Linked DNA regions of Mus musculus: all the other regions are linked to region 4. Evidence: chromatin loops called from intact Hi-C (ENCODE). Cell type or tissue: heart. All regions are shown on one strand. Links, peaks and the distances in the headings refer to the core of each region. The heading gives the core; the rest is flanking DNA.

Region 1 (5,120 bases), core at 692-4,691, 240 kb before region 4:
CTGCCACTGCTCCGTTCCCAGTGGGGGCAGTTGTTTAATGCCTAGCTGCTCCGTCCCAGTGGGGGCAGTTGGTAATACCTGGCTTAGGGAGGTAGGGAGCTGCTTTCAGTTCATGGTCTCACAAGAACTTTGAGACCAAAGCTATCTTAATCTTCTAAGGTGGTGGGGGGAGTTGTTTTTGTTTTTTTATTCCATTTTGGGCTCTGTAGGTAAGCTTACTTGCTGCCAAACAAGTGTTTGATTCTCCAGAGCTAAAATACTAATGGAGACAGTGAACTCTTACAAGTTGTCCTCTGGCCACCACACATGGACTATGACGCACGCGCACACGTGCAAGTAATTATGTATTTTTAAAATTCCATTTTGTCTGTAAGGTGAAAGGGGCAGTAATTAAATGACTATGTACTTTTTATCATTTGTTAGTAAATGAAAAAGAATTACAAGACAGTTTAACTGTTTTCACTTTTGTCTTAAAATAGATGTCCATCTGGATTTAGAAGAGCGCCTGGCAAAGTTTATGAAGACCGAAGAAGCCATCATTTACTCGTATGGCTTCTCCACCATAGCCAGTGCCATTCCTGCGTACTCTAAGAGAGGGGACATCATCTTTGTGTAAGCGCTCTCACCTGCACTCCTGACCACATTCCGCCAGAAACTGCACAGCGCTGGCAGCCAGGGTCCGCAGGTCCTCGATGGAACTTATAAGCTGAAAGGAAGAAGGAATCTTCCCGGGTTCTTGGTTTTGTTTTGCTTGTTTTCCTGGTCAAGACCCTTCCCCATGAGATGCTGGACAGTGCAGGGCTCACGCTCCTGGCACCGTGATTGCTTTTGCTGATGTCCAAATGAGGCATGCCGTCTCCTTCCCGTCAGCTCTGTGGCCCTGCCATGCGCTGAGTCATGGTCACAGCCTCACATTGCTTACTGTGCCTGGAAATGTCACATGCTCCTCATCACCCATCCTTCCTGGTCCCCAGGTCTCTATTGAGCTTGCCTCAGTGCTCATTAAGGATGGGAGCTGAGGCAGGGGCAGTGGCTCCGTGCTTAAGCGCTGGCTGCTGTTGCAGAGAATCCAGCATGGTTCTCGGCATCCATATACAGCAGACAACTGTCTGCAACTCCAGTTCCAGGATCTCTGATACCCTCTCCTGGTTCCTTGGATATAGGCACACGTCATGTATGTACGTATGATCAGACAATCACTCATACAGATAAAATAAAAATAAATATTTTTTAAAGGAATATAAGGGCCACCAGGTAGGGATACCCCTGACTGCTACGGCAAGTCTGCAGACTCAGGCGTGTCTCCTGAGTGCATGGGGTGCTGTTTACTGCAAGGGGAAAGCTGCTGGCCATGCAGCTGGCATCAACAGTTGTTAGCATCTTGCATTGAGGTTTACAAAACTGTCTTTTCACTATAGCAAGCTGTTTTCAATGACTGTAACTTACACATCATAAACATAAGGACAGGAAGGAAATGAAGATAAGCTAGTAAGGAGATGCTCTCTCGCATCCCCCTCCCATTTCCATGTGTGCGTGTGTATGTGGAAGCCCAGGGTTGGTGTTTGGAGTCATCTAGCAGTGTTCTCCCATACTCAGGACAACCTGAGCTCCCTGAGGGCTAGTCTGGCTAGCTGATTTGCTCTGGGGAGCTCTTCTCCTCACAGGGGGCATTTACACAGGTTCTGAGAAGCCAAGCTCCAGTCCTCACGCTTGTAAACAAGCACTCTAACTGCTGCACCATCTCTGATCCCTAAGTACACTTCTGGGGATATAGTTTATATCTTTTCTTGCTGACTATCTTAACCTACTAAAATATTATCATTTCAGGGGCTTGTTCCCATTTTTTGGTTTATACTCATTGTTTACAGGATTGGCCTCTCTGTGCATATGCGGAACTATTTCCTTGAGAACTCTTTCAGGCGTTCTGGGTGGAGATAGGCTCTTCCTGCCATTGGTTTGCTGGAAATCCGTCTCCTCACCTTCACCTTTGTTAAATCTGACTGATGATGACCTTCAGTCTTCCTGTCCCTTTGTGTGTGCAGCCGGCCTTTCGGGAAGTTTTCTACCCTGTTGGCATTCTCGTATCCTTTTCTACCCCCATTGGCCTAGATACTTGCTTTTTAATGCTGCCCCAAAGCTCCTGTGAGCCATCTTCACCATTTGCGAATGGCCTGTCCTGAGCTCAGGGACTGAGCTCTGTGGTGCTGACGCCTCTCGCCACACTTTCTTTTCCTGCTCAGTGTGCTCTTTTAGCACTTCACAGTCCGTGTTTCTTCCTGTCAGTTTCTGTTAGAACACTGAGAAGTTTATCCGTGCTTCCTCTGAGCTTGGGTTTCCTGAGAACGCTGTTGTGAGTTGCGTGAGTTCTCTTCATCACTGATTACTGTGGAGGCAGCCTCTGCTACCTTATTTTGAGGTTTTACTTTTTAAGATTTCTATTTAACATGTGGGTGTGTTGTCTGCATGTATTCACACCATGTGTGTTCAGTGCCTACCATGTGAGTGTAGTGCCCACAAAGGTCAGGAGAGGATGTCAGATCTCCTAGAGCTGGGATTAAGTATGGTCCTCTAGGCATCGTGTGCTGTTGGGAATTGAACCCAGGTCCTCTGTAGAGCAGCAGTGCTTGTCACAGCTGAGCCAGCTCGCCCAACCCGAGGTCTTAGTGATTGAAAGCTCTTGATGGTGTGAAAGTTCTGGGCAGTCAAGGATTGTGGCTTGTCTTTTCACAGTGGCTTAACTAGCATGCCCAAGAGGAGGTGTACTAGAAGTGATCTGTTGTATTGCCACTCTTCGAACACTAGAGGGCAATCCAAGCCCAAGTTCCTGTCAAGTTCATAGATGGTGGTTGTGTAGGGATGAATCTGAAGTACCTAGAAAGGTTGGTAAGTTTTCACAAGCCCCTGCCATAGGCCCAGGAAGCTTGTTCTGGGTGTCACCGGCATACAGAATTCTGTTCAACATGGCATAATCATTGTGCATAGATTTACTCTGCTTCCTGGGCCATACTTATACTGGCAACACTGACAAACTATGTGATGTCACAGGCCCTAAACCCACACATCACTGGTGACACGCCAGAGCACACCTACCAGAGTAGTCTGGACTGACTAAGGCAGAAATGGACTTTGTGACCCATGACCGGTGCAACTGGCATGGGTGATCCTGTCTCTTACGGAAGTTTCTTACACCAAGACATCCTCTGTTACCCAGGTGTTATCCTCAGACCTGAGGCAGAGAGTCAGTGGAATGTGTGCCTTCTCAGTGTTACACTCTGAAGTCAGGTCTCTGCTTTTCTTATTGTACCTCCCTGAATAGAGTCTTGGACCACAGTAATGGGTGAAGGTGATCCCTTGGCCACCTAGACAGGTGCTAAATGACTGAAAGCAAGTTGAGCTGTGCATGCATTTGAAGCCTCGAGAACCTGCGGAGGATGCACTGTAGCCCTGTAATTCTTTTGACCTCACCTGTTTGGGGTTTGCCCACTGTCTTTAACCTGTGGGTTTAAGTTGTTTTTGTATTAGGGTTGTAGCCAGGTTCTTTGTGTCATTCTGCGGTTCCCTTCTGTGACTAGTGACATGGATGCCAGCTCCCTTGTCATAGCTCCCTGGAGCTCTGTTCTCTTCTTCCCCTCAGCTGTTTCTCCCTGGCAGTGACTCGTTTCAATTATGTCTTCCTGGTTACTGATCCCTTCCCTCTGCTCCTTGGCTATTTCTTTTTCAGAGTTCCATCTCTGCAGGATTTCCTCTGTAACTTCTGTTTGCTCTGGCTGTCTGTTTTAACTGGCTTGTTTCAGGTTTGTTGGTCATGCTCATTGAAGCATTTTTTATCCTGGCTGCTTTGAGTTCACTCATAGGTCTTCTTGGGCCCTGTCAGCTTAGTGGCATGAGGGACACTTGATGGAGCTGATCCTCAGCTGGAACCTAGGCATTTCCTGTTACGTGGCTCCCCTCTGTGTTATGTGGGTCTCTATCTAACTGCTGCCTGTAGGTCACATACCCTGAGGGAGCTGTAAGTGCGGCCCCATGAACAACAACACTGAGATTCCCCTCCTAACTCAGTCATGTTTCTGGAGCATGAATTTTGCAGATGACAGTATTGGGGTGCCGTCTGTCTGGGTTGGCTTCCACTGACACTGGGGACATGGGAGGGAGGGAGCCGGCCACCATCTTGTACCTGCTTCAGCTTGGCACCCAAGGTCAGAGATTCTCCATTGCCACTGGGTGACGGTGACAGGTCTGATTTCCTTGGTGTTACCACTGACAACACCCATTGCCTCGTTGTTACCATGTGGGGTGGAAGCTTGTTCCCAGGGAAGGTGCAGGCTGCCGTCCTCATATTCCTCAAAGGCCAAAGGCCAAGTTCTTCCCTCCCCTCAGCGGGGGGTGGGCGAGTGAGGTTAGACCAGGTTCCCTGTGAGCTAGGTTACACGGATCCCTGTGCTGCTTGCCTATGCTCAGTGCTTGTTGTCCGGAAGTTCCGCCCGCAGCTAGACTGCCAACATTTCTTTTTAAAATATTGTTTTTTAAAAAAGACATTTATTTATATATTTATTTTTTATTTAATGTACATGGGTACACTGTAGCTGTCTTCAGGCATACCAGAAGAGGGCATCGGATCCCATTACAGAGGTTGTGAGCCACCATGTGGGTGCTAGGAATTGAACTCGGGACCTCTGGAAGAGCAGTCAGTGTTCTTAACCACTGAGCCATCTCACCAGCCCCTGCCAGTGTTTCTTTATGGAGCACGATGAAGTGCCATCAGGTAAACAGAGCTGCCACTAAGGGTGAGATTACTATTGCTTTCCAAAGTTCTTAGCAAGAGGAGCACATGAGTAAGCTCAGATGCCATGCACAGCATGGGTCATGAGTTGAGAGTGGTCAGGATGCAGCTAGCCATGTTTCTTGGAAGAGATTAAGTGAAGTAAGTCCTGTGGATAGGATGTGCAGCATGAAGAGCAAACAGTGGTCAAACGCTTTCTGTTTGCTGTGTTCCAGGTAACAGCTGGAGGCTGGTCTGCTACACAAGCAGGCATTCTTCTGAGAATGTTGACAAGGCCCTTTAACCCCAATTTGGTGCCTCTCTTCCTTGCAGGGACAGTGCGGCCTGCTTTGCTATCCAG
Region 2 (5,120 bases), core at 323-4,322, 190 kb before region 4:
GAAAAACTCCTTTAGTTATCTAGTTGAGGGTGCATTGTTAATACTTCAGGGTTGAAAGATGGCTCATTAGTTAGTTGATACTCTCAGAGAGGACAAGAGTTCAGTTTTCAGCACCCACACCCTCACAATCCCTCCTAAGTAGGGCACCACACTCAGGTGCACACATGCTCTCAGGGAGACACATCCATATGAATGAAAACACATCCTTTTAAAATGGTTATGACGGTACATTTAAGATGATGTATGCTCCACACCAACAAAAGCTATTTCTGTTATAAATCTTACTATGTGGTCTAGGCTAGACCGGAACTTAATATGATCAGGCTGGCCACACAGACCTTGCGTTGATCCTCCTGCCTCTGCCTCCCAAGTGTTGGGATTGCCTGCATTCCCCACCATTGTAGGCTGTGTTTGTTTTCTGAGATGGGATCTTATCCTGTAGCCTAAGCTGGATTCAAACCCCTAATCCTTTTGTCTCTAACTTCCCCAGTGCTGAGATTGTATGTGGACCTGCACAACCATCAGAGTGTGTGTGGTGTGCTCATATGTATATATCCACATGTGTATGAGTGTGTGTGCACATACATTTAGAGGTCAGAGATTGACACGCGTGTTTTCCTTTATCTCTCTTCACGTTATATTGACATAGGGTCTCATTGAACTTGGACTTCAATAATTCAGCTCAGGTCTTCGTCTCCAGAGAATTGGGATTGTAGACAGCCAGGCCCACCAGGCATTTATATAGGTTCTGGGGGAATATATGACTTTAAAACCAGCACTCAGAGCTGGAAATACATCTTAGTGGAAGAGTGTTCGCCTTGGCTTCAATTCAAACCCTAGCATTGCCAGGAAAAACAGCAACAACAACAAACACTAAACCTCTGCAGGGTGGTGGTGGCGCACACTTTTGATTCCAGCAGTCAGGAGGCAGCGGAAGTTGATCTCTGAGTTCAAGGCCAGCCTGGTCTACAGAGCAAGTTCCAAGACAACCAGGGCTACACAGAGAAACCCTGTCTCAAAAAAAAAAACCAAAATAAATAATAAAATAAATTACAACTAACACTCAAGAGCAGAGGCAGGCAGATCTCTGTGAGTTAGAGGCTAGCCTGAAGGGGAAGAGGAAGAGGAGGAGGATGAAGAAGAAGAGGAGGAAAGGAAGAGGGGACGAGGGGAGAATGAAGGGAGGAAGGGGAGGAGGAATATGGTGGGGAAGAGGGGAGGAGGGGTGGAGGAAGAGAGGGGAGGAAGAGGATGGAGAAGGGGAGGAGGAGAAGGAAGAAGAGAAAGGGGAGGAGGAAGAGGGGAGGAGGAAGGGAAGGGGAGGGCAGGAGGAGGGGAGAAAGAGGAGAGGAGGAGGAGGAAAAGCAGCAGCAGCAGCAGCAGCAGCATTTTTGATTTAAGAATGTGGCCATAAAACCATCATTCTAGCTTTGCCATGTCAGCATTATCCTCCGGCCAAGCCAAATCAAACCACCTCACCAGGAAGCATTTGTACCCACATTATCGAGCAGACTCATCTCAGGAACTTCTTTTCTGTAATTCCCACTCTAAGGACCACTATGTCTGCATGACCCAAGCAGCGTGTCCAACTGTTGCCCACTCCCACCTCCACCAGCCTTGCGCAACCAGAGATAACTACGAATGTGCTCCAAAATCATAAAAATACTTAGATGATAAGGATTTGTTGTCTGTTTGTTTGTTTGGAGGGCGGTGGGTTCTTTTTGTTGTTGGTTAGTTGGTTGGTTTGTTGTTTGTTTTTTCCTGGTCACTCAATTATGTGATTCTCCAACTTGAAGTTGACAATATCACATGCCACTGTCAAAAAGTCAACATTCCTTTTGGGTCTGAAGAAAGATCAGTTCTACTTGCTTCAGGAGGGAAGAATCAATGGAGAGCAGACTGGCTCCCAACAGCAAGCCAGGGAAAAGCCGATTCAAGACTCTTCACAACCCAGTGGCTGGAGCTGGATGGTGGCTGGGAGGGCGAGTTCCTGGTTTTCCTTTGTTCTCAGCCTCGCAGCCACATGCGGAGGATACATAGCTGGGCCGGGAAGGCAGCGTGCGGAGCCTGCAGGTGGCTCCATTTCCTGCCAGAGCACCCATCTCTCTTCCCTAGGCGCAAAGAGCTCTCTCCAGATGGAACCTGAACCCGTGACCTCCCCACATAAAGATATCCGTAACACCCACAGCACCATCTGGGGCTCATAAAATTGCGCTCTGTCTTTTCTTGGCTCCGCCTCCCCGCTCCCCCAGTCCTCCCCGCCCTGCTTCAAAAGCTGCAGGGCCACATTCGGGACTACTCTGGTTTACCCGTGGACTTTAATTTGGAACACATTTCCACACAGAGAGGCAGAACAAAGCACAATAGCTCTGGAGTTCAATTTACATTCTCAGTCAGTGAAACAAAATGGAAATAAAAACCAGTTGTGAGAGAGTCACTTATAACCACTCCACAGCTCCAAAAGTGCCTTTCCTAGTGTGTCATGGAAGAAAAGACTTTTTTTTTAAAGCCACCAGAGAAAAGCTGAAGTGACCAAAAAAGGAGAGGTGAGGGATTTTTTTTTCCCCTTCAATTTGTTTTAAAGTGGAGATGACAGTGTGTGAGCGAGCACTCTCTATCTGGCAGGCACAAGGCTGTTTCACTTTTCCTGATGGATCTTTCCCTTCTGCTCTTCCCCTGGTTCAGCGCTGCCAGGCACTAACCACTCCGTGTGGTCCTGGGAAGTTTCCACACAAGCAACTCAGGTTTTCTGGACCAGGCTTCCTAGATGACTGCGGAGCTTGGGTAACGTCCCAGCACGGAGGTTTCCAGGTACATAACTGCTGTCATAAGTAATGCCTGGCTAGTCCTCAAACGGATGCGTCTCCAGGCACTGTGTCAGATGCCCCGTTTAAAAGCCCAGCACAAAGACTGTGTTGTGCTTACACCTTTAGGTGGGTTGTAACATGGTAGTGACGAAGGGCTCCCCTGTTAATGCTTTATCTAGATCCCACACAGATGGCAGCAGGACCAGATGAAGAGGCTGGGCTGCAAGCTAGTCGCACGTTCTCTCACATCAGTAGTTACGGTGAAAAGTTTGCTGCTCCATTGGTGCCCAGTGTGGCCATTCCGTGTATCATCTTCCTCTTCCAACTGCTGGGCCAACACCCTGAAACATTTCTGAGTTCCCGGGTCAAGTCTGTGCCCACAGAGAATGCTGGGTTTTGTTTGTTTCTGTAGAGCCTCTCCCACATTGTGGCTCTGTTTTGTAGACCTGTTTCTACTATTATATACACTTCCTGAGGGCATACAGAATCACAGGCTGGTTTTTGGAAGGGAGGTTTTCAGCCTCGTGTGTGGTGTGGAACTGTGTAAATCTGTGGCTTGTGAAGTATTTACAGAAGGTCATTAATGTTATAATCCAGAGTAAATACGGTGACTTTACATTTATTTTCAGGATTTTTCAAATGTATTTTATTTTTATCCATGCACTATGTGCATGTGTGTGTGTGTGCCTGTGTGTGATGTATGTATGTATGTACACATGCATATATGTGTATGCTTGTATGTGGTTATGTGCATGTGTCTATGGATGCCTGATAAAACCAGACTAGGGTCTCAGATCTCCTGGAGCTGGAGTTACAGGCAGTTATGAACTTCCTGACAGGGATGCTGGAATTTGAACTTGTGTCTAATGGAAGAGCCGTCTCTCCAGCTCCTATTATTCAGTTTTTGCATTAAAAAAAAAAAACAAAAAAAAAACATTTGAAGATACTTGCTAGAGACACCTCTCAGGAGTGCATTTGGATGCTGTTATTTGATCTAGTTAAGAACAAAATCTGTTTGTTAGCCGCTCCACACCCTGTTCCTAACCTCTTGCTCCCCAGTTAGTTTCCCTAGTTTCCATTGCGTTTAGTTTGTGGTGCACTTCAGTTTTGACCTCACTACACCAAAGAAGTTTCTCTGGGAGGAAGAAAGGCACTGACCTGCTCCTATAGCTTCTGCTGGAGGCTACTAAGGCCATCTATGGCCAGAAGCACTGGATACAAATCTGACATTGCTCCCAGCCAGGGTGTAGGGTCACGAGAGTCCTGTTTTACAAGAGCATCACGGTATAGAATCTATATGGTATAGAAAGACAAATGGCTCTCTCCAGATATGCCAATGGGCTAGGGGAAAGCTGAATGTATACAAAAACTTCCAGTTCAACAAGAAGCAACAGAGCAGATGCCCCGGTGAGCCCAGTCGAAGGGGAAAGACACAGCCAGGTCTCAGGTTGAAGCCTGAGAACAAACAAAAAAGTAAGTTACTTTGTAAAGATTTATATGAAAGCCAAAAATTCTTTAAAAAAATAAACAAACCTATCTGCATTATTCTCCTGTTCTCGGACTTATATATTTTCTGATAAAAAGACTTTGTATATATTTTTTCTGTGCCATTATAAAATGAGTTTCATGACACTTCACCTTGTGAAGAAATAAGAAAGACACAGTTCTACCCTGGTATCCAGCTCTACCCTGGTTGGACATTGGCTTCAAAAACACCCTAGAGATAACCAAAGGCCAAGAGTGCTCAGTCACAGAGCCCAAACACCGTCCAGAGGATGACAAGATCCAGTCTGCGCCAGCTGAGCACACTCAGGACGCAGACCTGGAGCACAGTGGACAGACCCACTCACACTCTGCTGGGTGGAGGCAGAGACTACAGCACCATGGTGTTTGCTACTCTTGGATTTCAGCTTTGCGTTTGGAACATTTTAGAATCATTTTCAGCTATGTTTTTCCAACCTGCTGTGCTTGAATGCACTGGTAAAGATCTGTGGATGCAGAAGGAGGATTGCACCTCATAACTCTGGTCCCTCTATTGCGCTCACAAATGGGATAAGTTTCACATAGACTCCCACTCCTACTTCCAGTCAGTCTTTAGGTTTTCCTATTTATTTTTTGTTTCTTTAAAAACCAGGATCCAGGAGCCTGAGATTGCTCAGGGATTAAGAGCCCTGGCTGCTCTCGCAGAGGACCTAGGTTCTGTTCCTAGAACCTACATAGCAACTCCCAGCCCTCCCTAACTCTAGTTCCAAGGGATCTGATGCCCTCTTCTGGCGTCTTCGGGCAACAGGTATGCATGCAGGCAAAAACAAT
Region 3 (5,120 bases), core at 444-4,443, 310 kb before region 4:
TCTCAAGTCTTCTCTGATCTTCCCTTCCCTGAGAGAGGCACAACCAAGAACTTCTCCTGATGTTCCTGCTGTCCCTCCTACAGACTCGAGCTGAGGCCTGGCTGTCTCTGCTAGGTCCTGTCACTGCTGTCACTAACCTGACTCTACTGAACTGGACTTCTGGTGTATCCATGAGGTGTTTACAAGTGGATGGAGCTGCCGCCACCACCTGCTAACCTGTGAACTGAACTGCTGATTTCCAGACAACACAGATGGGAGTTGCTCCAAAGAACCTTTCTAAATAGGTCCACTTCCCTTATATCCTTTCTTTTCCACTACCTCTGGTGGGTGATGGGTTATAAGGAAAGCTAAAACATTTAGGAACCATCATTAAAAATAGGATTTGAGAAAAATTAAAGTTACAAATGAGTTAAAATTGAGAGATTTTATTTACTAGAGGGAGCATTAAATTAAAAAAAAAAAGTACCTAGTCTATACAGTGCTTCATGTTGCATAGAAAGGATTTATGGAGCTGGAGGAATGGCTCAGCACTTAAGAACACATTCTGCTATTGCAGAGGACCCCGCTTCAGTTCCCAGCATCCACATCAAGCAGCTCAAAGGGCATCTGATGCCCTCTTCTGGTTTCAGTATGTACTGCACCCACATGGTGCACATACATAGATGCAGGTAAGCATCCATACTCATAAAACAAAAGGAAAGCATAACTGCTTTTATAAACGTGTGGTGTGCTTGCTCTGAAGACAAGAAAAAGATAAACTTACCACAACGAGGTCACATATCCACTAGGAAAGCAATTAGATAAAGGACAGATAATAGCAACTGCTGATGAGAATGTCAAGAAAAGCGAACCCTTTGCTGGTAGGAATGGAAATGGCAACTCCACTGTGAACTTAAGGCTGGTGGCTCCTTAAATCCAGGAACTTCAGTCCTAGGCGTGTATTTTTAAAGCCAGCTATTTTCCCTAACCCTCAATGCTCATCACCCAGCACAAAACCCTGGTATGCCAGAAATAGGAGTGGTCATCTCCACAGACACCCAGTTCTCAGGAGATGCCTACTGAGGGTTCTTCAACTCAATACACACTGCAGAGCATATCTCAGCACACCGTACGGCCTAGGACCTGGTCCCACAGGACTGTACTCTGCTTTAGAATAGACAGTGTCAGGGAGTCAGAGAGTGCAACAGAGCCTGCAGGGGTGGGGCTGGGGGGTGAGCGAAAGGTGAGGAGGGAGGGTCTCCTGTCAGCTCCATTAAAAGCCTGTGGGGGCGATGTTGTGAATGTGCCTGTTGCCACCAAACTGTACTTTTGTTTTTGTTTTGGTTTTTGGTTTTTGGTTTTTTTCGAGACAGGATTTCTCTGTGCAGCCCTGGCTATCCTGGAACTCACTCTGTAGACCAGGCTGGCCTTGAACTCAGAAATCCACCTGCCTCTGCCTCCCAAGTGCTGGGATTAAATGTGCTTAAAATAGGGATAGGTGAGACTGGCTCAGTGAAAACAGGTGCTTGCCACCAAGTCTGATGACCTGAGTTCAATTCCTGGGACTCACATGGTAGCAGGAGAGAATATAGACTCCCCAAGTTGTTCTCTGACTTGCACATGTGCACTCTGGCACAGACAGCCCCCCTCCGGCACCCCCAATCAATCAATCAATCAATGTAATTTTAAAATGGTTTAAATTGTAATATTCATGTATATTTCTAATGAAATCTCCATTGTGGCATGATTTTAGGATCGAGAGGAAGCACTAACTACTAGCTTGGTTGTGGTTATGATAGTTTACTTTAAAAAATATTAAGTATTAACCTATGTTATGCCCCACACTTGGCTTTTAGTGGTAATTTTTTTTTTCTGCCTCTGGAGAAAATGGTGTCCTATAAAGAAAAACCAGGGACAACTTACAAAGAAAAGCCATCAGTACAGATGGCAGGGCACCGATTTTCAGTTAGAAATGAGGTCAACATGAGCTATATCATTGGTGGCAGCTCTCTGGACACTTGTGCCTCTGCATGCTTACCCTGACGACCACTAGAGGGCGATCTGGACACTTGTGCCTTGGCATGGTCAACCTGACGACCACTAGGGGGCGATCCACACAAGGCAAAGGAGCTGCAACAGCAAGAAGGGAGACCTGTGCTGGAATCCAAGCGCCTTATGGGCTGCCTTTAGGGTTTATTAACCGTTAGGGTTAATTACTCCTCCATCTCTTTTGCCTGACTAAAATTTACATCTGAAGTAAATGAAAGGTTTCTGATCTAATAATGATTTGGGAATGTGTTTCGTAATCCGCCTGGTCAGAGCTCACACTAAGCAGACATTAAGACATGTGGGAAAGCTATAGCCATGTGTGCAGTTCTCAGGCCAGACAACATGGCCTCTGCCACACAGCACTGGAAGCCAGTCAGTGTAATAAAGGGGAGGAGCTTCCTGAGGCAGGGGGGATAGTATTAGAAGGGTAAGCATGGTGTCTGCTCACTTCAGTTACTCCTAGTCACCCAAGAGGACACAGCATCCTCAAACCAAAAAAGGCCACGGGTTGTTAAGCCATATAAAGATATATCTTAGGTTTTGGCTAAGTAGGAGACCCTATTTAAGGGTTAAGTCACAGGCTGGGAGCCAACCTCCACATTCTTCTCACTGGCTGTATGACCTGGAGGCTTGTCCTAAACAGCAAGCCAAGCCCATCTGGGCCTCACCCAGGACACACAGCAGCTACAGGAAATCGGGGCCTCATAGTGCAACTTGAAGGTCTTCAGAAGGTATGGACGGCTGCCACTTGTTGAGTCCAGCTAGTTCACAGTACAGTCACAATCACAGACTTTCTCCTCATCCCTAGTGTGTGGCTTAGCTGATGACTTGATATAAATTAGGGTCACCTGGGAAGAGAGAATCTCAATTGAAGAACTGCCTCCATCGGATGGGCCTGTGGGCTGTGCTACCCCCCTCCAACCCCCCAGGCAGGTGGTCCTGTGTTGTATAACAAGCAGGCAGAGCAAAGCATGCATAGAGATTGAGCCAGCAAGCAGTGTTCCTCCATGGTCTCTGCTTCAGTTCCTGCCTCCAGATTCCTGCTTAAACTCTAGCCCCAACTCCCCTCAGTGATGATCTGCAACCTGGAAGCCAAAGAAAAACCCTCTCCTCCCTGAGTTGAGTTTGGTCCTGGTGTTTATCACAGCAAAAGCAAACAAAGGCCCCCAGTGTAGAGACAGACCCTGGCGCACAGTGTTACTAGTCTGTAGAGTGCTGCGTGTACTCTCTACTGAAGGAGCCCCACTCGGTATAAACGCTACAGCGAAACACAGCGGCTCCTGGACCAGCTTCCGGCAGCATTTCTTAGCTACTTTCAGCCGTTCACTTGCCTGCCACCCGTTGCACATTACACAAACTACTCTGCGTGAAAGAAGCTGACTTAGAAAAAAAATAGAACAATTACTAAAAAAAAACCGCCCCTATGAACCTCAAATTCACTATGTGGAGAAAAGCCAGCTGCAGCCAGAGACAATTCAGTGAGGAAGCTGATGGCATTACAGTGCTAGTACAGAGGCAGAGGAGACTGGTGACTGGAGCCAAGATGTGGTAAGATACAGGCATGTTTATAACCGTGGGGGCTATGAGTTCTATTTCAGTGGAAGAGTTTGTATACCAGGCGTATTCCAGCAAAACTCTCCCTCAGGAGGTTCTAAAAGCCAGAGAAGTGGGGACAGAGAAACAGAAGGCTGGGGAGACCAACAGGGCTGGAGTGGGGGTGGGGGAGCAAATTCTCTCAAGCACTCAGAAAACAGCACAGCCACGTGCAGCTGGGCAGGCACACTGTTGGGCTGGGGAAAGGACTAGTTAAAGCAAGTCACCAGCATCTGGTGTGAATGATGGGGTGTGGGTAAGGGGACGCTGACTTTCTGATGTCGTCAATATACTAGATTTTACGAGCCCAGCTAAACACATGCATGCTGCTATAAGCTCAGGTGCTGGCATTTAACTGCAGAAAGCTGGGAGTGAATGGGAGAAGCAGTCTTCCCAGGGAAGGGCATTCCAGGTCGTTGTCCAGTGACAAATGGTCAGCCCCAAAACACACATAAAGGTACCACTGTACAGATTGAACAGGTTATAGTTAGGAAGATAGGTGTGTGTATGTACCAGCATAAGAAACTATTTGGAATAAGACTTCCATTTTAAGTAGTGGTCCAGTAAAGTTTAAGTTCCCAAGACTTCCTTGGAAACTGACATTCTACTTGACAGAAAGAGACATGAATGTGGGTACCTGGCATCCTGGTTGGCAAGTTAAGACATGGATGTTAGACAAGCCCCATCCTGGTAGACAAGTTAGGACATTACTATTAGACAAGGCAAGTCCCCTGCCACAGTTGAATACCTCAACCAATGGGAACAGGATAAGTGTACAACACAGACATGTTCCCAAGGAAATCCCCTATCCCTAAATCTTGATTGGTGGAATAGCTTGGCACAGATGTTTGTGGAGTTGGGGCTTTTAAAGGGATCGTGGCTCAGTTTCTGAATCTGTACCATGGTCCTTATTGACCAATCCTGGGGCGTACACTCAATAAACTCTCCCCCATCTGAGATTGGTGTCCGTGTGGTTTGTGAGGCAATTCCTAGTCCCCAAGAAGGAGGAGTTTTGCGTCAGAAAGTTAAGTTGAATCAGCCAGCCAGAGTCTAGAAAAAGGTGAGCATATTCAGCAGCAAGCCTCTGAGACAACAATTATATCTAACGAACAAAAGCTAATTTTCAAACTAGGCTAGAGACAATTCTTGTGATCGTATAGAGGGGAAAAAGGCCACTTTCTGCCCTTGTCTGAAGAATCCACCTGAAGCTACATTGAAGAATTTTGGACTGGAGCTTTTAAGACGGTTTAATATTGACTCTGTAACCCAGTTATAACTGATCACAGTTAGCAGATCTACAATGAAAAAGAGAAAGTGGGGCAAAAAGATATAGAATGTATAGTTTGAGGAGGAAAAGAACACAGGAAATTTAATGTTGTAGCCTTGGTTGGTGCTGAAAAAGATAAAAAGAAATGGACTAAAGGGAGTGGTGCCCTCCCACCCAAACTAACCCTGCAACTTGTATAAAGGACTAAGAATTATCTATTTCTGGGGCTCAC
Region 4 (5,120 bases), core at 465-4,464:
TTCCCTTTCTATGGGTTGACGCTGACATATCCAGCATGCGGTCATCATTTCTAGAAGTCCCCAGCCCTCAGACTCCTCTGAGGAGCTCAGATCCATCCTCTTGCCCCTCCGCACCCAGCAGTCTGGGATCTGATTACTGCCCTTGGACTTTGCCTTTTCTGGAGCATTGCCAAGTTGGAGCCACACGCACAGTGCAGAGCTTTTCAGATGGGCTCGGTGCCCTGCCGGCAGGCACCCACATCCTTTCCCTGACTTGTGTCCTGTTGTGTGGACCACCACTCTGTTTATCTGTGTATCTGGTTGCTTCCCAAGTTGGGCAATAAGAAGAAAGCCACTATGTGATGGTTTTTACGCTGATGGAATTTTTGGACCAAGTAAAAAAGAAATGCCAGCTTGCCAAGTATGGTGACCTAATCCCAGCGCTTGGGAGGCTGAAGCAAGATGGGGGCCCTCAGAGTTCACAGCCAGACTAGACCACAGAATGAGTTCAGAATTACCCTGACTAAATAAAATGGCCCCGTCACAGAACTAAACAAACAAAGCAGAATAAAGCCAAAACGTCGATGGTTTGTAAAATTCTGGATTAAAACCACTTCATGGACCATTTGTCCTCAGCAGTCACTCACGGAGGTTTGTTTGTCTTTCCAGGGATGACGATCAGGAAGATGGCTTCTGCCAGCCGTACCGAGGGATCGCTTGTGCGCGCTTCATTGGGAACCGGACTATTTATGTGGACTCCCTCCAGATGCAGGGGGAGATTGAAAACCGAATCACAGGTAGGTCGCACAGCCCCCTCGGGGTACAGCAAGCGCCTTCTGTGCAGGGCCAACCTGTTCTTTCTCATCAATCTTATGAGAACATAGCCTGTCCTGTGAAAACAACCTCAATCTATTCTAAGGGTGGCACTTAGCAACCATCCACTATGCCCTGTTCCCAAAGTATCTTTCAGCACTACCACACCGGGAAGCAAACACAAGAGCTTTAAGGGACAGGCCCCACGTAAACTGCAGTTAGCAAGTGTAGATGTTTGGAATAAACACACGCACACACACGCGCGTGCGCACCCCAGCCAGGCTGGGTGTGTTGGGGGCACTGATATCACAGTCACACTCACTCTGCTTGAGAGCTTGCTCTACATTTCCTGCATGTTTGTGCCACCTGTGTGCCAAGGAAGTGAAGCAGCGCTCCTCAGTCTCTTCGGGAGTTTTCTGGCTGGCCGTGAGCTTTCAGCAGCCCAGCGTGGGCTCCATGGTGAGGGATTTTTACTAGAAGACGCTTTAGGAAGGAAATCTGTTAGTCTTGGACCCTACCACTGCCTTCCTTCCCAGACTCTGAAAGGGACCAGCAGCGTTGTGGGGGCGGGGCTTGAATGCTTTCTGTGGCGCTATTGGCCAGGCTTTGTATGAGAGTCAGGCATTGCTAGGAGGGGGCACGACAGAGCCCTGCCCTGGCAGTGGCTTGGGCTGGAATAAAGATCCAGGCAGGAAGACACCACTGCTGACGGGACCTCCTAACTTCAGCCGAGTTCACAGTCACAGCAGAGCCCCATGAGCTGTGTAAACTACATGGGTGAGGATCAGAGGCCGGTGGGAAGGCTCCCTGAACAGTTTGGTGCCCTTGCTGGAAGCATGGTTTAATGTCACCTTGTACAACAATGAAGCCTTGGGTTCAGTGACAAACGTGCCTCATGCTGTGACTTCGCACAGGCGGAGTCAATCTGATCCTGCAAGTCCAGAATCCAGTAGGCTTTGAGTCACAGAACCAACATGGCCCCTCGGTGGAGCCCCGGCTTTGCTGGTTCAGCACTCACAAGCTCATTCAGGCACAAATGCATTGAAAATGTGATATGGAACCACCTGAAGACCACGCGGGTGAGGCCCGTGCGAAACAGTGAATTTTGTGTTGAAGCCTAGGTTCCCTCCCTAAAGATCTCACTTCATGTGTGCACATGTTTTAGAATATGGACGTGTCCCTAAGCCCAAGGGTAGGGGATATGGAAGTACCTTCCCTGCCTAGAGCTGATTTGGGGTAAACAGCCCTCAAATGACACATTTGGAGTCCTGTGAACACAGCAGTGACATTGTGAACTGGCTCCCTGAGGAACTACTGGCTGTGCCTCTTAGCCCTTAGTTGCCTGGCACCAAGGCTGACTTTTCTGGCAGCAATCCCCTTCATTGCCAACTCTGTACTGGGGCGTTTATTCCTTAGTTAAACCAAATCCTGGACACATTGTCCTTGACCTCAGGTGCCCATACAAGGGTTGGGCCCACGATTTCCAGCCCCGGGGCTAGCCAGTCCCTGGGGCCACTCACATCCCACCCGTATTTTAGGTACTGGGTGAAAGTTCATCTCTTCATGTAGTCTCAACTAATCACTTTCTAGATCTAAGTCGCAAAGGATTGAAGGGCCAGCTGTCACTTTTATACATTAACTGAGAGTTGGCTGGAACCCAGACTCAACAGTTGCCTTTGGGGGTCTGGGCTTGTATCCTGCGACTAAATGTCTGACAGCAGCGCCACCTGCTGGTTATATCTGGTAGTGCACACCCAGAGTCCCTTCCTCTGGGTTTTTGAGGTGTTCACAGCTATCTGCAGAATCTGTAGGCAGAGGAACCTGGCTGCTTCAGTTCTCCACGTCTTACTGGATACCTAACCCCCACTCTGACTTTCCAGTCCTCCACACATTCTTTTTACTGCCTGGGCTGTCTGCCTGGGCCTCTCAGGGTGAGCCTGGGGTACCTAGAAGCCCCCCCCCCCCCCCCCCCCAGCTAGATCTCTTTCTTGCTATGTTCCTAAGCCCTCTAAGGTCAGGCCGTGTACAACCCCCTGCTGTAGAACCCACGCACAGACTAGATCCTCAGGAGATAAGCTCTGGAGCTGAGTGTGTGTGTGTGTGGGGGGGGGGGTGAGGCATGGTCTCCAGGGGCTGGAATGAGGTCGAGAAATGGTGTGTCCAGGGCTCAGGGTAGCCACAGGAGTGAGTGGGAGAGGGGCGGGGGGTCAGGTTGTAGAGCGGGCCATTGATGGTGCTAAGGTTGTGGTTTGAGCAGAGCATAGAGGTGCGGGGCGCTTAGAGTTGTGACTGTTAGTGTGTAGGGTGTGGGTCAGGGTTTCTCAGAAGTTGTGTGTCTGGAATAGGATAATGGGGGTGTAGGACAGTATCAGGTGGGCACCCAAGTCAGGGGTTGGGGCTCAGAGGAAAGGTTATCAGGGTGCCTGGAAACCCAGAGGAGAGGGCGGAATGTGAGCTGTCTTTGGTAGCAGTGAAGTTGAGGGGGTGGAGAGGATCAAGGACCAAGATTAGGGGCTTCAGGGTTTGTCTTCTGGTAAGAGTTGGGCTGAGGCGTGGGACAGGTTAGAGACTGATTGAAGACGGCATCTTGGGCTGGGGCGGGGCTTGAGCTGTCCACGGCTCACGCGTTTCTTTTCCTGCAGCTGCCTTCACCATGATCGGCACCTCCACGCAACTGTCAGACCAGTGTTCACAGTTTGCCATCCCATCCTTCTGCCACTTCGTCTTCCCTCTGTGCGACGCACGCTCCCGGGCGCCCAAGCCTCGGGAACTGTGCCGGGATGAATGTGAGGTGCTGGAGAACGACCTGTGCCGCCAGGAGTACACCATCGCCCGCTCCAACCCGCTCATCCTCATGCGGCTCCAGCTGCCCAAGTGCGAAGCGCTGCCCATGCCCGAGAGCCCGGATGCTGCGAACTGCATGCGCATCGGGATCCCGGCGGAGAGGCTGGGTCGCTGTGAGTGTCATCCTGAGGGTGCAGAGCTGAGCAAACACACCTCTAAGCTTCTTAAGGTCTCTGTGCCCTACTGAGCAGGGCCAGGTCGCTTGCCAGAGTGGACAGTGCAGTCTCAGGGAAGCCCTCTAGTGGCTGGGTGGTTAACCTGCGCCAGATTCTCACCTGAGCTGGACCCTTCCTTGCCTTGTCTGGGTCTGTCTCCTTGAACCTGGGATTTCCAAAGCCTTACTTCATACTCCAATCCATGTTGGGACCATTGGAGTGGCAGAGCCAGCCTCCTGGCTTGTTTAATGGGCTTCAGACTCTGGAGCCCCAGGGATTCCTAGCACTGGACAGCTTTCAAGAGCTCAGCAAGCCCCTAACATGCATCCCTGGAGAAGGAAATCTGGGACGATCAGCTTTCCTGGGTGCCTGCCCATGGAACATCTGATCTCAAAGATAGGGACTATTTCATTCTTCTGAGCCTGAGATCTGGGCATGGCCTCTTTGAATCTGCACAGGACAGAGGCACGTGCTCCATCTTCATTCCCTCCATGGCAGAATGCCACGTGGATCCCCCCATCTCCCCCGTGCCTGTGGGCTAGAGGTTTTAGTCAGCTCCACGAGCCCTGGCAGGTGGACAGAGGCCAGTCAGGGTAGGTTTAGCATGCTCTGTCAGGTTTAGCATGCTCTGAGGACTGCATGGGGTGTTTCTAGAACAGGTAGGGAGGGAGACCCAGGCCTGAGGCTTCTTTCCCGAAGACTCTAAGGATATCTGATCTCTGCGGTTCATCTGGGTGTTCCAGAAGTGGGCAACTCCTTATGCTACTAAGCTGGTGGAGATGGACAAAGCCTGAGTTAAGATTTAGATGTATCTTAGGATAGAGTTTGCAGTAAACACATGTGCAGCTTAACAGACACATCCCAGGTTCTAACGCCTGTATGGAGGCGGGGTGAAGTGTGTTCTCACGTGGAGCTGAGCCGGACTCTCTTTAGACAGCAAATGTGGCCTCTGAGGGGCACAGGACCAGGCCTGGGACTTGCCCTAGTTGCCTGTGCAGCTCCATTTTGCTTCTAGAACAGGCTGCTGTTGACATCAGCATCCTGGCCTGGGTGGTTGGATGTGGGGGCCTGGTGGGTCCCATAGGATTCAGTCCCTCTAATGCTACCCTTCAGGTCACATGTAAAACCCTTAGGTCTTTTGGGTTTCCTGCCAGAAGGCAGGGTGGCTCTGTTGTTCCTTTCTGAAAACCCTCAGGGCAGGAGGGCTCTGCATACAGGCTTGCCAGCGTCCCTGGATGCTCAGGCCGATAACTTTCTGTTTCTCTCAGACCACCAGTGCTACAACGGCTCTGGCGCCGATTACAGGGGGATGGCCAGTACCACCAAGTC
Region 5 (5,120 bases), core at 762-4,761, 200 kb before region 4:
AGTTGGTAGCTAGGCTCCAGGGTGGGCAACTGGGGCCCTGTCCTGTAGAGACTTTAGATTCATAGTTCTGCCTAAAAGAGTCTTCCTCAGGGGCTAGAGAGATGGCTCAACAGAAGACCTGGGTTCAATTCCCAGCCCCCACACATCAGCTCACATCTATTTGTAACTCCAGTTCCAGGAGTTCTGACACTGTCACACAGGCATACATTTGGGTAAAACAGCAATGAACATTAAATTAAAATATTAAAAATTAATGTTAATAAGAAATAAATTTATTTATACTTAAATAATATAAATATAACATTTATATTTATCAAAGAATAAATATAAATAATAAAAACAAATACATATTTCTAAGGTCTCTATAGGAGTGCATTAGGTATACTCCAGCACCCACTTTGGGCAGCTCACAGACAGTTACAGCTTTTTAGGATCTGATGTCCTTGCCTCTGTGAGCGTCAACATGCGCACATGATAGCAGAAGTTCAGAGAAGCACATAAGTAAAAATAAAAAACAAATCTTTGAATTATTTAATTAATTAATTAAATCAAATTAAAGCCACCTGTGGACAGGGGATGTGGCACAGTGGTGGAGAGCTTGCTTGGCATGTTGCAAAGCCCTGGGTCCAACTCCTAGTGCTACACAATCATATAAATAAGTTAATAAGTTAGGAGCGCTCAAGGCTTTTGGGTTTGTTATTGTTTTGTCTTCCCCCCCTGCAGTGCTAGGGCTAGAAGTCAAGGTCTTGAAAATGCTAGGCAGGTATTCCACCACTGAGCAACCCCTGGCCCTTGCTCTCAGTATTAGTTTTAAAGAACCTGCTTTAGTGGATGCCATAGGACCCCTGTCAAGAGGTAATGATTATAGTATGCTTATTCTGCAGCACATGGACGGAGCACATCCAGCCAGGCCGCTGCAGAAGAGCTAGGCTGAAGTCAGATGTCTGCAGTCTCCAGGAAGTGCCTTCCCAGAGAACACCTCTCCTTTTGGCCCATCAGCAGGTTGACAGAACAGTTAACCACAATGAGAGACGAAGCCTGCTCACAGGGAGTCTGTCTTGCCAGGCTTCTTCCCAGCATGCATGGAGAGAAAGAAAGAGCACGTTCTAAGAGAAGCCCAGTGTGCTTCAGTCCTTTCTACCATACGAGGACCACTGGTCCATATCCAGGAACCCAAAGGCTGGAGAGCCGGAAATTTGAGTGTCCAGCCTAGCTCTTCAAAAGTCACAGCAGCTCCTTTGCTGTGTCCAGGTGCCCACAAGCAGTTGCCCGTGTTCTTGTGAGCAGTTTCTTGACTCAGTCAGAATGCCCATGTATTCTGAGAATACTATCATGGAGACACCCATAAGCTGTTTTACCAGTTGCCTGGGCATCTCTTAGCCTAGTCATCACCCCTCCCAGAGGGGAGCAAGGAACTCTTTTGAAGGTTGTAAGTGGTAACCATCCACTTACACCACAGTTTCTTAGAGAGGGGTTCATCACAAAGAAGGTTAATTTACCAAACAAGCCAGCAGTCTAAGTCTTTAGAAGCCTGGGGATGTGGCTCGACAATAGCACTGGTCTAGCATACAAAACACCCGGAGTTCAACTCCCAGCACCACAAACAAACAAACAAACTTGAAAGATTACAATCGAATCTTGAATTTTCTCTCCCAGAGTGCCAGACACCGACCCAGTTTCCTGGTTGATTTTATCATCAGGTTGGTACAAGATACAATGATCTGGGAAAGCGAAGCTCCATTGAGAAAAACGCCTCCATCCAGATGGAGGGAAGTAGGCAAGTCTTTTGGGTATTTTCTTGATTAATGATGGATATGGGAGGGGGCCCACTGGAGGTGGGTGCCACCTTGCGCGGGTGTACTGAGTTTGTATATGGAGGCCGGCTGAGCAAGCCAGGAGATCAAGCCAGTAACCAGTGTTCCTCCAAGGCGTCGGCTTCAGTTCCTGCCCTGACTTCCCTTCAGTGACAGAGTGTGACCTTAGAATTGTAAGAGGAAACAACCTTTTCCCTCCTCAAGTGGCATTTGGTCCTGGTGATTTATGACAGCAAGGAGAACACTAAGACACAGGGTTTTTCTGTTTTATCTTGTTTTCAGTTTCCCAGTGATCCTGCATTTGCAAGGCTTCCTTGGGTGTCTTTTCCTTCAGTGGGCTGTCAGTGGGTGGGTGGCAAGTCTCCACCTCCACCTTCCTTGCACATCCCCACGGGGCAGGATCACCAACACCCTTAATCTGCAGTACAAAACACTTGAACAAGATTCTCTGTAGATGAGTGCTTTGAACTTCGTTATTGACTCACAATTCTTGGCAGGGAGCCAGTGTCATTCACCTGAACACCCTCCCGCACCTTGCCCTCCAAACCCCTCCTTCACAGGAAACTCTCTGGTTACTTTGTTGCGTCTGCTCTCTCAGAGTAGCCATTTAGAGACCTGAGCCTGGTCTCTTACTTTAGCGAGCCTCTGAAGACTTTGGAGGACAGTGGGTCCTTAGTGCTGATGTTCCGGAGTCTTGGGTAATACAGGTTTATTGGAGCATGGAATGAAAGGTCGGGGCTGGCAGGCCTGGCTCTGAGGGTTCTCAGTCTGGCAAACGTCACAGGTATTAATTCTGGAAACTAGAATCTGTGAGGTCCTACATTCAGACAGGGGGACCGAGTTGAGGGGGAATCTGATAATGTCAACTATAGTCCCTTCCCCTGTCTCCTAAAAGGAGACTTTCCTCCACCCTTGTCAGTCTCCAAGGAACTTCAAGAACAAATAATTGAGGACCAACACGTTCACTGCATTTCAACCAGTAATGACACTGAGACTTCCTCCCATTGAATATCAATGCTGAGAAGGCTTGCATCTTTCTTTTTTCTTTTTCTTTTTTAAGATTTATTTATTTATCTATTTAATGTATGTGAGTACACTGTAGCTGTACAGATGGTTGTGAGCCTTCATGTGGTTGTTGGGAATTGAAAATTTTGTTTTAGGACCTCTGCTCGCTTCAATCAACTCTGCTTGCTCGCTCTGCTGCTCACTCTGGCCCAAAGATTTATTTATTATTATTCACAAATACATTCTAGCTGTCTTCAGATGCACCAGAAGAGGGAGCCAGATCTCATTATGGGTGGTTGTGAGCCACCATGTGGTTGCTGGGATTTGAAATTAGGACCTTTGGAAGAGCAGTCAGTGCTCTTACCTGCTGAGCCATCTTGCCATCCGGGCTTGTTTCTTTACTTAAGCTTTAAAAATATATATGTAGTTATTGTGCGTATTTGTAGATGTATCTAGGCACAGAGGACAACTTGAGGGAGTCAGTTCTCTTCTTCCATCATGGCTTGCTTCTATCAGAAGGATTTTCTGGGAGCTCCAGGGATAGCTCAGTGGTTAAGAGCACTTGCTGATCTTGCAGGATCCCCGGGTTCCCAGCACCCACACGGTTACAATTGCCTGTAACTCCCAGTTCCATGGGGTCTGATGGCCTCTTTTGTCCTATGTGGGGAGTAGGTACAAATGAGCTGCACATACATGTATGTATGGAAAAACACTCTCTTTTTTTGTTCTTTTTTGAAACAGAGTTTCCCTGTGTAGCCCTGACTGTGCTGGAACTCGCTCTGTAGACCAGGCTGGCCTCGAACCTGGAGATTTGTCTCTCTGCCTCTGGAGTGCTAGGATTAAAGGCTTATGCCACCAACACCTGGGTAAAAGTATATTTAAAAAAAAAAAAGTTGTATAGGAATTTTCTGAATTAAATTTATTTTGGTTAAAGCTTCATTCAGAGTTTTAACAAAATATAGCGAACAAACACTGCTTTAATAGGGAGCTAATAGCCCTGTGCAGTTACGCCTATGTAAGAAGACAAGAATTGGTTAATCTAACCCAGTACTTGGCCCCACGACATGCTGAGGTCTTGGGAGAGTTTGTTTAAGCAATCCTGTTTCTGAAAGCCAAAAACATAAGTAAATTAAAATTCCTTACTGTATTGGGCAAATTTTAACAGATCCCAATTTCCTGGTGGTACTGTTTTCCAGAGGAGAACTAAGAATACAATCTGTATATTTTACAAGCTATCAAAATAATTTACCTAACACCATCCCAATGGAAAAACACATGTGAGCAAGTGCCCAGGGGGGAAGCCACTGTGCATGCCTGTGCCAGGAATAGGAACCATATCGGGTCTCCCCAGCAAAGCGAGATTTTCACCCTGTTCAAGCAGGGCATGGGGTTCGGATCCTCGGCACCCAGGTTAAATTCTGACCAAGCAGCAGAAGAAAAACGACCAAGAGGCAGCCCTAACAGGAACGTGCACTCGCCCATACGGAGTGGGACTGCTAGGAGGTGTGGTCTCGCTGGAGAAAATGTAGCACTCTGGGGCTGGGTTTTGGAGTTCTCCTCCTATGCTCAGGCTCCACCCATTGTGAAAGAGAGGGTCCTCCTAGCTGGCTGAGGATTCTAGTCTTCTCCTGGCTGGCTTTGTGTGAAGCTGTAGAACTCTCAGCTCCTTCTCCAGCACCATGTCTGCATGATGCTGTCATGCTTCCCACCTTGATGATAACAGACTGAACCTCTGAACCTGTAAACCAACCCCAATTAAATGTTGTCCTTTTAAGAGTTGCCTTGATCATGGTGTCTGTTCACAGCAATGGAAACCCTGACTAAGACAGCACCCAAGATAGCAATGACTCCTGAATGGAGGAGACTAATATCTATAGGAAACCCTGGAAGAAACAGGATGCTTGTGTTTTAGAACACATTGTCTCCTTGGTGATGATACTGTAGAGAGGGAAACTGCAAGAGCCACAGGCCACAAGGCAGGACCAAGAAATGGAGATATCTGTAGACTATTAAGCCTGATGGGCAATAAATACCATGCTGGGGGCATTTAATGTTCTTTGAGGGTATTTAATGTTCTTTGCTGAACTCCAGTGTAATCGAAGAAACCAACAGAGGAGTGCAGAAGAACTGACCAGTGTACTTTGAATGTGCACCAAGGTCGCAGTTAGAACAGGTAAAGAAAAACTGAAGACTTGCCTCAGACTAAAACAGACTGAGGGACTGGGAGAACACAAGGGGACTCTGGATAGACAGCAGAAAAAGTGGCAAAACTCCTCCCAGTAGGCCTGTGGCTCCCTAGCA
Region 6 (5,120 bases), core at 434-4,433, 170 kb before region 4:
ATTGGTTCAGTACGCTAGGTGTGGTGGTTTGAATAGGAATGGCCCCCACAAACTCATGTGTTTGATTGCATGGCCCACAGTGAGTGGTATTAGTAGGAGGTGTGGCCTTGTGGAGGGAAGCGTGTCACTGTGGGAGCAGGCTTTAAGGTCTCCTATGCTCAAGCTTCGCCCGGTGTGGCACACAGTCTCCTGCTGCTGCCTGTGGATCCGGATGTAGAATCCTCAGCTCCAGCACCATGCCCGCCTGCAGGCTGTGGTGTTTACGATAATGGATGAAACCCTTGAACCTGTAAGTCAGCGTGAACTAAATGTTTCCTTTATAAAAGTTGCCCTGGTCTTGGTTTCATGGCAATGAAACCCTCAATAAGTGGCTTGGGTGGAATTATTTGTGAATTTGGTCTTTGGCAGTAACCTGTCTGGGCTTCATATGGGTGCACTCCTGCAGCACAGGGGAAGGTTTCCAAACTATAGCAACAGATAACATGACTACTGGGGCATGTGTCTGTGGTGGGAGTCCTGCTACTCTACCTGAAGCCCTGTGGGGTTGTGGATTGACAATGACAAAAACAGTGCCATCTTTACCTGGTATTAAAAAGTTACTAAGAATTCTTTTTTTCTCTCTTTTTTTCTCCCCTCCCCCCCTTTTTAAATTTTTGTCTTTTTTTTTTGGAGTCTGTCTCATTATGTAGGTCTGGATATCCTGGAGCTGATTCTGCAGCCCAGGCTGGTCTCAGACTCACAGAGCTCTGCCTGCCTCTGCCTCCCAAGTTCATCAAAGACACATGCCACCGTGACTAGCTACAAATAACTCTTAAAGTCATAAAAAAACCAAGACTACAGGCAACCCAATTAAAACCAAATGTGGGGCTGGAGCTATGCCTTCGTGGGTGAGTGCTTGCCTAACATTCGAGAGGTTCTGGGCTCAGTCTCCAGCACCATCTGCACATGCCTGCAATCCAAGCGCTCAGGAGGCAAAGGCAGGGTACACTCGAGGTTATCTTTGGCTACATAACAACTTTGAAGTTAGTCTAGGATTCATGTACCTCTGTTTAAAAACAACATCAACAACAATGAAAACAACTGAACCAAATAAGACCAACCTTGGTCCTTGGCAACACCCTGTCAAAGAGGAGTGATGCTGCCGGGGCTGGAGAGACAGCTGGCTCAGCAGTTAAGAGCACCGACTGCTCTTGCAGAGGACCCTGGTTCAGTCCCCAGCACTCCCAACGAAGCTCACAATCATCTGCAACCTTAGCTTAAGGGGATGTAAAGCCCTCTTCTGACCTCCTCTGTCACTGCACACATCTAGGTCACAGCCATGCACGCAGGTACTCACACATGCATGTAAAATAAAAATGAGCACATCTCAAAGCAGCAACAACAAAGGCTGGGGATGTAGATCAAACTGTTTGCCTAATATGTAGAAGACCTTGAATTAAACTCCCAGCCTCCTCCTTTCAAATATTTGAAGTGATATTTCCCAGAAGAAGTTTAGGCTGTTGGTGAACAAAGGAAAGATACTACCGTGCAAAGGCACATAACATTCATTAGGAAAATACACGTTAACACATACATTGTCGACGCCCTGGTCTCCAGTGTGTTCTTGGGATACTCCAGGACCCCTCGCTCAAGCTCTGCCCCAGGACCCTTCACTTCCCTGATGTGTGCTGGCTGTTGTCATAGCCTTGGTTGGCTCCCATCCTACTACCCTCATTAATGGGGCGTGTGCTGACTTTTTGCTAGATTCCCGGAGGGTCCTGATCCTCCCAAGGGGCTTGGCAGGACGCCCATGGGGACGCAGCCGGCTATATTCTGGAAAATCTGTGTTCGAAGACCATACCTCATCTCTCACTTTGGGCCCAGGATTTCGAAGAACTGACAACTGAATTCCCCTCGTGGGGCTTCATCAAGGGACGCCTAGTTAATGATTTGTGTGGTCCAGGTCCCCAAGTTTCCAGGCTTCTGATGGTGGGTGGCAACACTGCTGCAAGAGCAGATGAACCGGAGGCTCCACCTTTGTGCCTAGAAGTCCCGGAGGCGCTGGCGGGAGGGCGGGTGCTGCAGGCGGCTCCCTGGACGCAGGGGCGGACCCGGCTCCTTCCCGCTCACTCGGGTCGCTGCCCTTGAGTCACTCCGGCAGAGGGCGCCGGCGCCGGCCTCTCTGCCCATCGGGGCGGGCGAGCTGGGGACCCTGCCTCCTGCGCGCCCGCCCGCGTTCCGCCCCCCCTGTGCTCTTCCCGGCGGCCGGCGGGACGCCCGTGCCCGAGCCCCAGAGTCTCTGCAGTGAATCGGTGCATCGGGGCAGGGAAAAAGGGACACCAGAGTGGCCCTCGAAGGGGACCAGCCTGCGAAGCGCGAGGAAGGAAGAAGCGGACGCGTGGCGGGGAGGGGTTGAGGCGCCCCGGCCCGAAGCCCAAAGGCCGAGCGCGCGGTAGGCGACCGGGCACCCACGGCCCGCAGCATGGCTCGGGGCTGGGTGCGGCCGAGCCGTGTGCCTCTGTGCGCCCGGGCCGTCTGGACGGCTGCGGCGCTCCTGCTCTGGACACCCTGGACGGCAGGTAAGGACCCTGCGTGCGCCCTCCGAGCATTGCCCGCTCTTCCACCACTCTCTCGGCCGCCGCGCGGGCGCCGGTGCTCTCGATCGAGGGGCGCCAGGCAAGGCCATGCTTCGCGCGCTCGGCGCCAGCTTGGGCCCGTGCCCTCAGTCGCCTGGGGCTGGTTCCAATGAGCTGCGCTCTAGGGACCACTAAGTGTTTCCAGAGGCCGGGGTGGGCAGCGGCCGGGAGCTTTTCTTAAGTACATCACAGTCGAGATGTGCACCGGTAGACGTGCTCTGTGTGACCCAAGACCTGGACTCCATCGTTTCTTCCCAGGTCACCGCCGTTCCAGTCCACATGCATCCCTTGAACCTTGTCTGCCTCCGGGGCAGATGCGGTCCTGAGTTAGTCTTTTTTTTCCCCGGGGCAGTGGGGAACGCACGATCGAAGGTCTTGGCTTCCCTTTTGTTGAAATTGGTGGCCAAAGTGGTGTTTGGTGGGTCCTGCTTAGCTGGGGGCTTGGCCCCGGGATTTGATTTGCGAGGCTGAAGGGGAAGTGCCCTTCCCCCTGTCCTCGTAGTGTTTTCTCGAGCGTTTCTTCCACCTCTGGAGGATTCTGTGTGGGCTTGATCAGGGCTCAGGAGACCCTGTCAAGGAGCACAGACGTGTTTTTGGAGGATACCTGGGTAGAAATGACTGTGGTGGCCGGAGGAGGAAGAGGCGATGATCCTCCCAGTGCAAACCCTAGAGCACCTACTGGCCGTCAGGTCTGTGGCCCGAATCCCCGCGGCCTGTTGGCTCGGCTGAAGGTAGGCACGGCCTCCGGGCCCAGGAGGGTCAGGGACTCTTGAGGTTTGCCCTAAGTTTCTGAGCTGCGTGAGACGCGCCCTACTGGGACAGTGACTTCAGTGTTCCCCAGCCCCCCAGTGTTCCCGCAAGCAGGTGAGAGTTAAGGGGCAGAGTCAGGCAGCAGGACTTGGGGATCTTTCCAAGTCCTGCTGTGCGGGGGCGCTTTCTTGTGTCGGGTCCAAAGAAGGAAGGAAATGCTGAGCAACCTTCCAGGAGGGCGTTTGGGTTTAAACCGATGCTGATGGTATTTACCGTTTCTGATCTCTTGATTTGCATTGATACACCTATCCCCGAAAGCAGGAACCGCTGATTGCAGAATGAGAGTGCCCTGTATCTTAAATTAATGTCATTACCAAACTGCCCGCCCCGCAAGAATTCCCCCTTCTCCACCATCAAGAAATTCTTTTGAAACTAAGGGGCTATAAACTGGTCGCCTCCATAGGGATTTTGGCCTTTGCCACAGGCCCTTACAAATCTTGTGGTTTGGGGTGTCTTGAGGTGTAGCTGGGGTGGGGGCACAGGATCCGCTATGGTAAGGGGGCAGGAGCCTTGGTTGCTTAAAGTCAATTTTGTAACCAGAGTAGAAAGGCCTACTTGCATTTTGAATGTATCAGTTTGAGGACTGCCTTCACTTGGGTAGGAAGGATAATCGCGTCTGATGAAGAAAGCCACCAGCCCCCCCCCCCCCCATCTGTGGGGGTAATTTATCTTTGCTAGTGAAATGGAACTGTAATCTCTAGAAAGACTTTGTTTCTCTTGTTTCTGGATTGTTTGCTAGTCTAGTCGATAGATAACAGGCATGCTTGTTCGTGTACACACACACACACACACACACACACACACACACACACACACACACACGAAATTATACAGGGCACGTGGGTGTTTGAGATCTTTTTTGTTGTTAAGGAGTGAATCCCAGCAATTGGAGAGTTCTATACTTGAAAGGATTTGGGATGTAAAAACATGAAAAAATTATTTTAAAAGGATATATGTTCTTATTCCATATTTTAATAGAAAGACTCCATTCCCTAAGGACAGGAATACCTGCTTTGGGACTCTGTTCTCAGGGGTAGGCAGGACAGGAGTGATGGGGCTTTTGCCTTCTCCTGCCTCTCATTTCTGCAGGGCCCAGATTGCCTCTGGCCCATATCCCTGAGTGGTGGTCACAATACCCAATGACAGTCTTCTTAGAAGAAAAGAAATGAGATCATCTTGTGTAAAAGACTTTGTGGAAACAGAAAAGATTTTGTGTGTGCAGTAAAACATGTTTTTCTTATTATGGTTGAGTACCAAGCAGGGAAGAGCTACACATTCGAAACCTTTCAGTGTTTCATAACAATTTCAAGTCGAGCCCTGGCATCCAGTGATGAAGAGCGCCACCCTGAAAATCCGAGCCTCACGGACTCCTTTGGGACATACATTATCAGGGAAGGGATCCGACCAGCCAGGTTCCATTTAAAACAAAACAAGACAACCCAGAAGGTGGTTTTTCTTCTGGAGAGTCATAACCTGAGGCCTCCAGCATGCTAGGTTGGCACCCTCCCTCTGAGCTGGGCTCTCCCTGTGGCTGCTCTTGCTTAGTTAACCTGGTATAGCGAGAAAGCCAATAAGCTTTCTGCTTGGTATTTTTGCATGCAAACCCAAACCCAAACCTAAACCACTGGTTTAAAAAACGTGCATTTTTGGGAGCAGTTTTGATGGCAATCCCCTGCAAAGGCTGGAAGCAGCACC

What was found. A loop is a pair of places that touch in the nucleus more often than their neighbours do. Peaks named below come from ENCODE experiments on the same cell type or tissue, not always from the same donor. Only the 100,000 strongest peaks of a DNase experiment are listed, where the experiment ranks them.
Region 1: it touches region 4 in a loop (6-fold over the local background); 29 of 42 quality-filtered maps call a loop at or near these places.
Region 2: a loop joins it to region 4, with 3 times the contacts of the local background. A loop is called at or near these places in 18 of 42 quality-filtered maps.
Region 3: a loop joins it to region 4, with 16 times the contacts of the local background. A loop is called at or near these places in 17 of 42 quality-filtered maps.
Region 5: it touches region 4 in a loop (3-fold over the local background); 17 of 42 quality-filtered maps call a loop at or near these places.
Region 6: it touches region 4 in a loop (5-fold over the local background); 18 of 42 quality-filtered maps call a loop at or near these places.

Annotation. Positions count from the first base shown.
Region 1 is chr13:53,354,253-53,359,372 of GRCm38, reverse strand. Sptlc1 (serine palmitoyltransferase, long chain base subunit 1) reads left to right here. Exons shown (of 15, transcript NM_009269.2): 6 at 480-612; 7 at 5,093-5,120. Among named protein-coding and RNA genes, the nearest start is that of Sptlc1, 21 kb to the left of the region's middle. In heart, for the core only: a CTCF peak has its summit at 2,804 (motif pointing right); no DNase peak of the experiment used is centred there.
Region 2 is chr13:53,306,981-53,312,100 of GRCm38, reverse strand. Gm33631 (a long non-coding RNA gene) reads left to right here and starts at 2,351. Exons shown (of 3, transcript XR_382387.4): 1 at 2,351-2,546; 2 at 2,686-2,811; 3 at 2,987-3,429. In heart, for the core only: a CTCF peak has its summit at 2,075 (motif pointing right); a DNase peak (open chromatin) is centred at 2,040; H3K4me3 peaks cover 1,339 bases; H3K27ac peaks cover 1,962 bases.
Region 3 is chr13:53,423,633-53,428,752 of GRCm38, reverse strand. All of the region lies in intron 4 of Gm2762 (predicted gene 2762), which reads right to left. Among named protein-coding and RNA genes, the nearest start is that of Gm38564, 6.8 kb to the right of the region's middle. In heart, for the core only: no CTCF peak of the experiment used is centred there; a DNase peak (open chromatin) is centred at 2,072.
Region 4 is chr13:53,117,320-53,122,439 of GRCm38, reverse strand. Ror2 (receptor tyrosine kinase-like orphan receptor 2) reads left to right here. Exons shown (of 9, transcript NM_013846.4): 5 at 649-776; 6 at 3,435-3,749; 7 at 5,060-5,120. Among named protein-coding and RNA genes, the nearest start is that of Gm52058, 50 kb to the left of the region's middle. In heart, for the core only: CTCF peaks have their summits at 2,518 (motif pointing left) and 3,884 (motif pointing left); a DNase peak (open chromatin) is centred at 2,509; H3K27ac peaks cover 983 bases.
Region 5 is chr13:53,313,927-53,319,046 of GRCm38, reverse strand. No RefSeq gene overlaps it. Among named protein-coding and RNA genes, the nearest start is that of Gm33631, 6.7 kb to the right of the region's middle. In heart, for the core only: a CTCF peak has its summit at 3,084 (motif pointing right); no DNase peak of the experiment used is centred there.
Region 6 is chr13:53,283,219-53,288,338 of GRCm38, reverse strand. It overlaps Ror2 (receptor tyrosine kinase-like orphan receptor 2), which reads left to right and starts at 2,215. Exons shown (of 9, transcript NM_013846.4): 1 at 2,215-2,558. The coding sequence starts at 2,462. Gm33574 (a long non-coding RNA gene) reads right to left here and starts at 2,158. Exons shown (of 3, transcript XR_382385.4): 1 at 1,841-2,158. In heart, for the core only: a CTCF peak has its summit at 2,129 (motif pointing right); DNase peaks (open chromatin) are centred at 2,028 and 2,758; H3K4me3 peaks cover 2,837 bases; H3K27ac peaks cover 2,763 bases.